2 separate regions of the Mus musculus genome follow, and region 2 is linked to region 1. A link is a contact called in ENCODE Hi-C or POLR2A ChIA-PET data. All regions are on one chromosome and are shown on one strand. Each heading gives the region's core, a stretch centred on a gene start or an enhancer-like site at or near the end of the contact. The rest is flanking DNA. Distances are from core to core; before and after follow the strand shown. Region 1 holds the start of Xkr9 (X-linked Kx blood group related 9). Region 2 holds the start of 4930444P10Rik (RIKEN cDNA 4930444P10 gene).

Evidence for each region. Hi-C counts contacts between places; a loop is a spot of excess contacts on that map. ChIA-PET counts read pairs that join two places held with the same protein, here RNA polymerase II (POLR2A).
Region 2: a map of T-helper 17 cell shows a loop between it and region 1 (5-fold over the local background). The contact joins the promoter of 4930444P10Rik here to the promoter of Xkr9 in region 1. A Hi-C loop is called at or near these places in 1 of 37 maps with a recorded cell type or tissue (T-helper 17 cell). POLR2A ChIA-PET finds 5 or more read pairs at or near these places in 1 of 5 experiments (embryonic stem cell).

The regions. Positions count from the first base shown.
Region 1 is chr1:13,665,116-13,671,111 of GRCm38, reverse strand. Xkr9 (X-linked Kx blood group related 9) reads right to left here and starts at 2,341. Exons shown (of 4, transcript NM_001011873.2): 1 at 2,245-2,341.
Region 2 is chr1:16,089,244-16,095,807 of GRCm38, reverse strand. 4930444P10Rik (RIKEN cDNA 4930444P10 gene) reads left to right here and starts at 2,483. Exons shown (of 5, transcript NM_001243238.2): 1 at 2,483-2,834.

The DNA.
Region 1 (5,996 bases), core at 1,092-3,591:
GCATACATTCTGATTTGTGCAAACATCACACACACACACACACACACACACACACACACACGATTAAAAATAAAGAATAGATCTGAAATAACTAACTAACTACACTGAGAGTCCATCTCACTCAATCTGAACATTAAATCATCAGGCTGTGGCATGAAAGAACCCTTTATGTACTATGACTGTGGATACACATTTCTGTAGTCACTACAGTATGGAAGTTCCTCATCTAGGTGCCAGTCTAGATGTTTACCAGTGAGTGAATGGGAAAAGAAGGTGTGCAATAACTATTCACTATTTACCACTTGCAAGAAAACGAGTGAAGTTGCTGATTAGCATGTTAAATTAAAGCAGCCTCAGAAAGACAAACATTGCATGTTTTCTCTCATGTGCAGAATCCAGACTTTAACATGATACTCAAGAAAAGGACAATTGGAAAGGCGAGGCAGAAAAAGGAAGTGTTTATGGGAGTGAATTAGATTGGCATATATGATATGCATGCATAAGAACAGCACTAATGTTTTCTGTAAATTACAGACAACTATTTATTTCTAATCTCATGAGGTCATTTTTATTCCCACATGTACATATCTGAAGTAAGTATTCTGGAAGACAGGGCATCAGATATTTTCATTCTTCCTCTTTTTAAATATAATCCCCTCGTAGGTATCATTTCTTTATAATAAACATAAAATAATAAATATAATGAATTTATAATATATGATACATAATATAATACATATAAGACTATTTAAAGGTATCAAAATACACTTAACGACAGAATAGTAGCTATATAAATTCATAATATCCATTTTACCTAGAAATTGCACACAGGATTCCAACCTAGGGTTATGTTTATAAATAGGCAGAGAGATATGTACTCTTGTATAATAAAAAAAGAAAATAGAGGCCCATTGGTCAGGCAAACTTTATATGCCCCAGTACAGGGGAACGCCAGGGCCAAAAAATGGGAATGGGTGGGTAGGGGAGTGGGGGGGGAGAGGGTGGGGGACTTTTGGGATAGCATTGGAAATGTAATTGAAGAAAATACATAATAAAAAAAAAAAAAGAAAAGAAAATGGAAAGCTGCCTAGATGAGAGGCCTGGTTCAAGAACTGTGGCACTTATTTATAGTCAAATAATGCAATCTTAAAGAAGAACAGTAACTTCGTTTGAGATATTAGGATAGAGAATGTAGCCAAGAAACCGCCATCTGCAAATGGAGGAGAGAGAGCATCTCCAGAAAGCACCCTCGCCAGCACCTTGACCCTGGACTTCGGTCTCTAAAGCTGTTATAAAATGAACTGTAATCTGATGAGTCTGTGGTGTTCCACCTGTGAACCACAGGAGCTGGCACGCTGTTCTCTATAAAGAACACTCAGTCTCTAAAAGCCCGGGAGGGAAGAATTGCAAAAAACGCACACATGCAAACTACTGCCTACTGTTCTATGTCCTTTTTCCACTTCTAAGCATTTTGTTTAAGAGTCTACAGAATAATCCTGGAATTTTTCTCTGCCTATGAAACATGAGTAAAAATCCTTAATTCATTTTCCAGACTCTTCTAGCAAAACTATAATCAGGTGATTTCAAAATATTCAAATCAAAATACAATAGTTGAGCTGAAATTTCACACAGAACTTTTAATGTAAGTAACTTACTCAAGCGTATAGGCTATTATACCCAAGGAGTCTGTGTATATACTTATTAATCCATCCATAAAAAAAAACTTCCTTTGCCTGACTTGATTAAGTAAAACCCCAGCAGTTTTTCATTAATATTTCACGAGGTAGAACCATTTCTAAGAAACAGAAACGATATTATAACCAGAACATTTGACTTAATAGATTAACATAACAATGTCCGTATTCTTGATTTGGTCAGACAGACATAATTCCAACAGGAAGTAAGTCTACACAATAAACAATGTAGCCAGCATACAGATACCACACAACTCTCTGAATATTTACACAGTTTTATAACTTGTATTACACATCTTTACCTCCACAGTTGATCACTGTTCCAATACCACCCGAGTAAAAATAACACCACTTACAAAATGTGGCTTCTACTCACGGACTTATTTCATTGAGAGAACAGCCCAGCTGTATGGCTAGCTGGCTGCCAGCCAAAATATATAATCTTTGCCCTAGTACACGATCGTTTTTCAATAAAGCAGATATTTAAAAGAATTAAAACTGGGAAAGTTTCACTTAATCAACCAAACAATTCATGTAAAACTAGACTTACTTGTGACAAATATAAAAGCCTTCTTTAACTCAATGTCTCTTCTTGGAAATCTTCAGCTTATGAGTTCTATTTCTTCACTGTCTAACTCTTTAGGATCAGATACTAAAGTGAAACCGAAGTCACCTGTTAGTCACGTGTGCCACTCTATCTATTGATAGGAGTCTGTTTAACTCGATGACAGTGCAACTCTTACAACCCTCACTGAGAAGACAAAGCATGCGTCCTTCTTTATAACCAACCTTTAACATAGTTACCATTTAATAGTTAAGGAAATATAACTTGAGGAAGTGTGTCCTATTCATAACAGCTATAAAATAAAATAAAATAAAATACCTGGAAGCAAACCTGACCAAGGAACTAAAACTGAATGAACTCTACAATAAAGACATGAAGACAGTGGAAGAGGGACAGAGTGTTCATGCTCACAGATAGGAACATCTAATTTTGAAAATGGCTATATTAACCAAAAATCTGTACTCCCATCCAAGGCCCAATGGCCTCTTCACAGAATTAGGTTAAAGTCCTAAAATTCACATAGAAGCCCAAAGGGCAACAACATATAGTTAAAGCAAAAAGAATAATACTAGAGGTATCACAAAGTCCAATCTCAAATTATATCAGAGACATAATAGCAACACACACACACAGTGTGGTGTGAGCACAAAAATAGGCACTCAGACCAATGATTGAGTAGAAACTTCGAAATAAACCCACAGTAAAAGCATAACTTTGTAGGGGGAGGAAGTGATATGTCAGTAAAGATGGCAGAAGTCAATCGCTGAGTGAAGACATAGAGGCAGTCAGTCCCAGGAGAAAGAGGAGGAGACGAGATAGAGAAAGGGCTTTGGGGCCAGGCTTTGGAGGGAGAAGCACAGACACCATGTAGATCCGGTGCTGGCCTTCACCACAGATGAATTCTAATACGGAATAGCTGATGAGTTTAAGCAGTAGATTCTGACTGGGTCCAGCAGGTTGTGTCATTTGACTGATTTTAAATATTAAGATTATCTGGTGTTTTCCATCCACAACAATTCAGGTGGGCAAGAGAGATGATGCCATGTGGCAGTCGTTGGCGGTCGACAGAGCCTGCCACGGAGATGGTCAGTGTATAGTGATCATTTCCCAGCATTTATGGGAAAAGCATTAGGCAGCCATGAGGGCTGAATAGACTGGCCACTGCTGATATGAGAGCCTAGCCAGAGCAAGCATGTTTTTTTTAAATTTGCACATAACATAACTTGGAGAAAAGACAGTCTCTTTAACAATGATGCTGAGCCAGGCATTGGTGGTATAACACCTCTAATCCCAGCACTCAGGAGGCTGAGGCAGACAGATCTCTGAATTCAAGGACAGCCTGGTCCACAGAGTGAGGCACAAGGACAGTTAGAACTACAGAGAAACTCTGTCTTGGGGGAAAAAATGGTGCTGAGAAAATTGGTTTTCCACAAGTAGATGGATGAAACTATTAATTTATCAACTCTGGAACTCTGAGACAAACAGCTGAGGTGCCTATTTGACCTAGTCCCCCTTAGTCCCAATCAATTACAGGGTATGGCTAGCATACATATCTTGCTCTCTGCCCTGAACATTCCAGACCAAGGACTGGGCTGCCCTTCCCCCAGAGGCTCCTACACACACACACACACACACACACACACACACACACAAATCCCAGCCATTTTGGTTACCTGCCCTCTTTTGTACTTTTGGCCTTCTGACTGCTGCAGCTGGCTCTCCTCTCTCCCCTCTCCCTTCCCTCTCCCCCCTCCCCTCACCTTCTCCCCACATGGCCCAGTCAGTCTGATCGAGTCCATTCTGGTCTGCCTGTGGTTATGCTATCACATATCTATGATAAACTTTCTCCTCTACCATACCTAGAAGCAGCCATGTCCTTTCCTTTCCTTATTATTTCTTTTCATTCAAAAGCTAGACCCATATTTTTCACTCTGCACTAAAGTTAATTAAAAGTAGATTAAAGATCTTAATATAAGACTTGAAACCTTTAACCTGCTAGAGGAAATCATATATAATACACTTCAAGATTTAAGCAGAGGTAAGGATTTTCTGAACTGAATTACACAAGAAATAAATCCAAGAATTGACAAATTAGGTTCCATGACATTAAGGGTCTTCTGCACAGCAAAGAAAATAATCACCAAATTAAAAAATATTGAGTAGGGAAGAAGAAAATCTACCAACTATACATCACACACACATACACACACACCAAATCATGCAATCATCCAATGTGCTAATGAATTTAACAGAATCTTCTCAAGAGAAAAAAATGAAACTTGCTAATAAACATTTCAAACATGTTTAACAGCCTTAGTCATCATGGAAATACAAATTAAAATGTTGTAAGATTTCACTTCAGTCCAGTCACAAATGGCCACACCAAGAAAACAAATAACAACAAATGCTGGGAAAGATGTGAGGAAAGAGGGTCTCTTACTTGTTCCTAGTGGATATATGAAGTTGTCCAGCCACAATGGAAATCAGTATAGAAGCTCCTCAAAAACTGAAAACAAAACTACCGTATGTCTCAAGCACGCAACTGTCAGGTATTTCAACTGAAGGAATCTAAGTCCACACACCACAGACATATTTTCATGTTTTTATTAGTTACACTATAATTATTACTATATTGCTGCACTAAGACATCATGGCCAAGACAACTTATAAAAGAAGGTACTTAATTGGGCTTACAGTTTCAGAAGGTTAGAGTCTATGATGGCAGAGTGAAGGCATGGAGGCAGGTGGCGGGAGCAGCAGCTAAGAGTTCACATCTCAGTCCACAAACAGAAGGCAGAGGAACTGAGAATGAGTCCTTTGTTATTTTTTTTTTTTTTTTTTTTTTTGTGTGTATTTGATGCAGGTTGATTCCCTAAGTCTGGTTTTTTGTTTTGTTTTTGTTTTTTTTGTTTTTGGTTTTTTCGAGACAGGGTTTCTCTGTGTAGCCTTGGCTGTCCTGGAACTCACTTTGTAGACCAGGCTGGCCTCAAACTCAGAAATCCGCCTGCCTCTGCCTCCCGAGTGCTGGGATTAAAGGCGTGTGCCACCACGCCCGGCTAGAATGAGTCCTTTGACCTTCAAAGTCCAACCCCAGTGACACATCTACACCAATTAGGCCACGCCTTCTAATCCTTCACAAACAGTTCCACCAACCAGGGGCCAGGTATTCAAACATACAAGTCTATGAAGGCAGTTCTCATTCAAATCACCACATTCTACTTCCTGAACCTCATAGGCTCCTATCATATCTTGATGCAAAATGTATTTAGGCCAACATGAAAAATCCCTATAGTCTTTCCTAGTCTCAAATACTGCTTAAAAGTCAAAATCCAAAGTCCAACATCTCTTCTGAGACTCTGTAAGGTCAAAAAGCAAATTACATACAGATTAAAATACACATTATTACACAAAAAGGGAGGGGCTGGGGCACACTGAGGAAGTACTGGATCAAAGGAAAACCAAGACTTGGAAGGGTACACTCGCACCCTGTAGCACTATGTCTGATGTCAAGGGGTTTAGATCATGTTACTGCAGCTTTGTTACTAGCAATAGACTTTTCTCTCTTGGGCTGGTTCCACTCCCTGGCTCCAGCTGCTTTGGCAGATGTCTTGTGACTCAGGCATCTTCACCATCATGAGGACGAATTGAGAATCTCCAAGGCTCCACTCAACTGCCTTTCAGACCCTCCATGTTACTAGCTTGGCCTCAGCATCTCTCTGAAAACATGGAGGAAGATT
Region 2 (6,564 bases), core at 1,234-3,733, 2.4 Mb before region 1:
AGGCTTTGGAAAGGGCTTCTACCTAATGAGCCATCTTACCATCTCTAACTTACTTAAAAAAATAAAAAGTGCAACCCAGGCTGACCTTGAGGCATGCTGAGTTGTCATCAAGTGTGACGTGTGAGTAATTGTTAGGATGGTTAGACACTGTATGTGGGAGTTATTAGGTATCCTTTGCCTTTTACATAGAATCGTTTGTGTTTTTAAATGAGGAAAACCTTTTCTGACTAGAAGAATTTAATTTTCCATTCTGTTAAAAGTCTAGGTAAATGAGTTTGCCATGTTTTTTATGTGCATTCATTATTTTCACGTTTGCCCTTTGTTGTTTCTTCTGGCTGCAATGTGTGGATAAAGACTTGTGTTCCAGAGATAGCTCAGTGAGTTAATTACCTGCTGCTCAACTGTGAGGCCTGGAAGCCCAAGTACCCACGTAAAAGCTGTGCATGCTAGACTAAGTCTGCAATCTCTTTGTTCTTACAGGGGTAAGAGGTAGATTTAGCAGAGTCCACAGAAGCTTGGAGGCCAACTAGTCTAGTCTAGTCAGCAAATGACATAGACCTTGTCTCAAATAAGTGGATAACAGCCGTGTTGTTCTCTGATCAAACGGACTTGCTCTCTGACATATGCTCATGTGTAACACACATACACACACACACACATACCACACACACACTTGAAACACTTGAAACACTTAGCCTGAGGTAGGGGTTGTGCATGTCTTTAATCCCAGCACCTGCAGAGGCAGGCAGATCTCTGATTTCCAGGCCACTCTGGTCTACATGGTGAGTTCTAAGAACAGCTAAGGCTACACTGTGAAACCTTGTCTTAAAACAACAACAAAAAAATAACAACATAAGCAGACACTTTAAGGAGAGATGGTAAAACAGTAAAATGCAGTGGCCTCCCTGAGTTGTGTTATGTCACTGTAATAAGAGGTGCATTTTCTAGAATTGGCTCCTTCTTTGTTTCTACTGTGTTTTAAATGTTTGTGTTCATGCTGAAACTTAATGCTCAATTTAACATCTAAAGGTCCCACAAGATTGGCTGTGATTAGATTAAGAGCTTCATCCTTATCGGTGGGATCAGTGCCTTATAAATTGGCTGGAGGCAAGAGAGTAGGTCTGGTTTTTACCCTTCTCCATGTGACATTTGTCTTTCTGGAGGGATGCAGTGTTCAAGAATCTCAAAGAAAATATTGTGTCCTCACCACACACTGACCCTGTCTTCACCGTGATCTTGAATTTCTCAGCAGTAGAACTTTAAGGAAAAAAAAAAAAGAAGAAAGAATTACGGTAGAGTTTTAGATATGCAGCCAAAGAACAGTTTGGGGAAAGGCAGGCTCTGTAGGGTACAGGAGCCGGGGGGGGGGGGGGCATGGAAAAGAAAACCTTTCAATCTTAAATGTTTGAATGCTGGTATATTGTTTAACCCATATAATCTCTTCTATGTGATTCTCCACTATGCAACCCCAGAACTGAATTTATAGTTGTTTTTGAGATGGACTTCAGACATATTTTCTCCTAATTTCCACCCTTGTCTTAAGTTCTGCTGGTTAGTATGCAACCCAATCCTAAATGTGTCTCTTTATCCTTATTTTTCATGAATTCTTTTAGTTATACAAAGTACACATACGTGTTTTTATTGGAGGTAGAATCATGTGCTTCCTGGACTGGCCTTGAACTTACTGTGATGACCTTGAACTAAGGATCAAACCCAGCTTCAGCATGCTGGGAAAATATTCCACCGCAAAGTCCATCTCACTGCTCTGCTACCTCCAGTTTTTCACGAGGGGCTAGCTTTCACTACCCTGGTATCACAGCCTGGATCTAATCTGAATTGGCTTTCTTTTGTTGTTTTTTGTTTTGTTTTGTTTTTTTCGAGACAGGGTTTCTCTGTATAGCCCTGGCTGCCCTGGAACTCACTTTGTAAACCAGGCTGGCCTCGAACTCAGAAATCTGCCTGCCTCTGCCTCCCGAGTGCTGGGATTAAAGGCGTGCGCCACCACGCCCGGCTGAATTGGCTTTCTTAACAGGGAACTTCAATACTGATGTTCTCTGTGTTAAGCAGTGTGAGGCATGCTGATGTTGAGATCTTACTAAGTAGGTGAGGTGCTGGTCCAAGGTAGGGTGGAGACACACTTTCCACAAAATACTTGAAACGGTCTAGTTACAATGAATCTGAAAAATGAGACTGATATCAGCTGATGTGCCAGTGACCTGGCACAAATCCCCTCCTTGTCCAACTGTCCATTCTCACTTCTACCCTTGGAAGAGTATTAGGACAGCTGTCAGCCAGCCTTGTTTTTTCATCGCTCCCCTCTCAGAAGTGACCCAAAGGCCGGCATCCACCCTGGCTTCATACCGACTGGGAGTCCTTCCCTGCTCTCTCAGCCATCCCAGCATCCACCTTGGCCCACTATCCTGAGGCTGCTGTATCCGCCTAGCTCAGTGGGGCGGCCCCAGGCTACGGGCGCCTAGCAACCAACGGTGTACCGGGCAAGCGGGGCCGCAGCTGCGAGCGCTCGCTGGCCCCGGCTGGCCCCGGCTGGCCCCGGCCTTGCTGAGCGGCGGCCGAGCTCGGAACATCGCCGGGCTGCCGGCCGCCAAGCATGCTCGCCCTGAGAGTGGTGCCAGTGCGAGAAGGCTGCCGGCTGCCCCGCCCCACCGCGGTGGACAGCCCGGAGACGCGGCTAGCCTCAGCCGAGAGCTCGCGTCCACCCACGGCCGTCGCTGGCTCCCACACTGCCCGCTGCCCCCGCTGGCCCAGACATCCTCCTTGGTGCCGTGGGTCCGGCACCTGAAGAAGCCCATCTCCTCTGTACAGCTGCGGGGACGGTGAGTGCGGGAAGCCGGGGCTCCAGGCTGGAGCCAGGAAGGGCTCTCTTCAAGAAGGGGAAACTGATGCCTTCAGAGCCACGTGGAACACTCCAAAGCTGCCCTCAAGGCGCTTCGACAGCATGGCTTGGGCATGAGGACCTAAACTGGCACCGTTTGTGGGGTCAGGTGTCAGGAAACGAGGACGAAACGCTGAATATTCTTTTCACACTTTTTAGGTTCTGTCCAAGCAAAGGACCCTTGAGTTTCCTGGACAGAGCTTTACAAGTTCACTCTGCATCTCTCCTAGAGCTTAAACCTAAGGTTGGGAGCAGAGATGTTGCCTTTCTTTCACATGGCCTTCTTTCTCCAGTCTCAACTAGATGGATCAGAACGCCCTATATTGCCAATTCTGTTTTGTATCATTTCTGATGTGCTCATATTTGTGGGTATATTTCTTATTTTCACTATAATCTAAAGGTACAAGAAAATAATTGTGCTGGTCATGTAGACTTATGTACTGGTTCTCCATACTGGTCATCTAGCCCCTTTGGAGTCATAAACACCAAGGAAACCATAGGGACATATGCAAACAACTTGGCAAACAGGCTATTGTGTTCTTTGAAACAAAAAAACCTCAGGTCTCATATTGTGTGCATATGGAATCCCTATTAGTTAAGTGTTAGAATAATATTTCATAAAACTTTTGTTGTTACACTTTAAAACACACTGTCTGTTTTTGAAATTGTGCATTGGTGCGCTTCGCTGACTCGCCCTGAGACACAGGTTTATTTTCTACCTACTTCTTTTACTTTAAAATATGCCCAGTGTTTTCTTTCTTCCACATTTTCCTCTGTTATTTTGGCCACGAGTGGTATAACCTATACATTTCTAATTGATACTGGATTCAGGTTTTGCATTTTACAAATATTTCACAACAACTAACTTTTTTTTTTTATTCATTCACTTTCCATCCCGATTGCTGTCGTAGCTCCCCAACAATGAACATTCTTACACAAAGAAACAGTTCTGTGGAATAAATCCCTTGAAACAGAACTGCTGAGTAGGCTGGGAATGGCTCAGCACGCGAAGGCTGGGCATTTGCCGCACAGATGTCTTGGCTTCGATTCCAGAACTCAGAGAGCCAGCGCTACAGGGTTGTCCTCTGACTTCCACTTGTATGCTATGGCAGATGGGTCCCCAGCCCCCTTCTCCCTTTATACAGGAAAAACGGAACCTTTGGGTCAGGTATATGCACATTAAAAGTTTTGACAGAAAATTTTCTTTTGATTTTTTTGTATTGGTTTGCATTTTCTTTTGGGGGGAGGGGTGTGAGACTGTCCATGTAGCCTTGAACTCACTATGGAGCTTGACTGACCCTCTCCCCATTACTTCCCAGTTATGAGAGCACCATTATGCAGGGTTTGAGTTACCTTTTCATCATCAGGCTGTGGTGAGAGAAACATGTTTATCATTTAAAAATAAATTATGGTTTCTGTTTGCAGGATGCTTATCACATGCTTCTCACCTCTGGACACTTAAAAGTGTCTTAAAAAATTCAGTCTGCCGGGCGTGGTGGCACACGCCTTTAATCCCAGCACTCGGGAGGCAGAGGCAGGAGGATTTCTGAGTTCGAGGCCAGCCTGGTCTACAGAGTGAATTCCAGGATAGCCAGGGCTTCACAGAGAAACCCTGTCTCGAAAAACCAAACCAAACCAAACCAAAACAAAACAAAACAAATAAATAAAAATTCAGTCTTTGTCCACTTAGAGTCAGAAGCATGGCCCTAAGATTATGTTACTATCAGAGGACAAAGTCAAGACTAAAATCTAGGTTCACTTTACTCTAGAGCTTATCTTTGTAGAGTTTGGTGCCTCATTGAACCATTGGCTGGCAATCATTTCATAGGAGTTTGAGCATAAGTTCTATTTTTAAGGATTATTTTATGAATGAGTGGTCTATCTGCATATACACCTTCGTACCAGAAGAGGGCCATCAGACCCTATTACAGATGGTTGTGAGCCACCATGTGGTTGCTGGGAATTGAACTCAGGACCTCTGGAAGAGCAGCCGGTGCTCTTAACTTCTGAGTCATCTCTCCAGCCTGAGCTACTATCTCTTAGATTTGTTCCCTTGCCTCTAAGGTGCTCTGGGTTGGCTGTCTTTCTAGACTCTCATCCTTTCTTCATCTTCATACCCAGAAGATCTTAAAGCATATTTTGGCTTTCTTCTCCTTCTCAAATCCCCCTTGCCAAACTTATAAACTTTTAGTAAAGTTTTTGGCCTTAATTTTTTATCTGGAAATAGTTCTTAACTTTTTATCTCTAGGGCAGCTACTCTCAGCTTCTACTGCTTGGTTCTGGATTGTGTCTGCCTGAGGGTGCTTTATGTACATAAAGCTACATTTGCTTTATGTAAGACAGTGTTCCTCATTGCCTGTCAACCTATGCACTAACTCAGTCTCCTTGAACACTATGTATTGCTTGCCTTGTCAGGTCCACAGCCACAGTCACCATTAAGTCCCCCTTCCTTGTCACAACTTCCTTGTCACAACCTGTTGTCCCATTCTCAGTGATATATTTTAATAACTGCTGAGCAGGGCATGACAATCATGCCTGTCACCCTGGTACCTTCGAGGCTGAGTAGGTTTATGAGTTTGTGACCATCCTGGGCTATGAAATAAGACGACTTTGTATAGGAAAAAACAAAGAAAGAAAGAAAAGAAAAAGTCAGTCACTTGTTTTAACAGTGTGCCAGCTATTGGGGCACACAGATCCCAGTATGTCACACACACACACACACACACACACACACACACACACACACTCACACACACACACCACACACACACACACACACACACACACACACCACACACACACACACACACACACACACACATACACACACACACACACACACACACTCACACACACACCACACACACACACACACACACACACACCACACACACACACACACACACACACACACCACACACACACACACACACACACACACACATACACACACACACACACATACACACACACACACACATACACACACATACACACACACACATACACACACACACACACACACACTCACACACACACACACACACACATACACACACACACACACACACATACACACACACACACACATACACACACACATACACACACACACACACACACACACTCACACACACACACACACACACACACACACACGTTTTTCTTGCTCACATTGTAACAATTCCAAGGCAGGTGTATTTATCAACAGTTGACTTTCCCAGGTTTTAGAAGAACCCAAGCTCTGCTCTAATCATTTCACTCTTGTCTAAGTTCAGTTAACATACAATAAAGAGTTTTACTAAGTACTTATCTTGTACTATCAGGTTGTATACTTTGGGCCCAATAGAATTCCATTGAAAAAGAAAAAGACAGTAGAAGAGGAAGGAGAAAACACTTTCCCATCAGATTTACTTCTCAGTACAGTTAGGACCTGGTGCATCCAGAATGTCAACATAGCTTTATGGGTAACAGTTATCAGAATGAACTCTCATTGTTTTTTTTTTTTTTTACTTAATTCCTCTTAATAGACTTTTGGTTCCTAATTATCACTATTTTATTTTGACGTTCAGCTCTTAGCATTGGCATTGTAAGTGCATACATACCTCAGTGAATATATAATCCGCTCTTTGTTATATTCACTGGACCCTTGTTCTAAACAAAGCTGAACC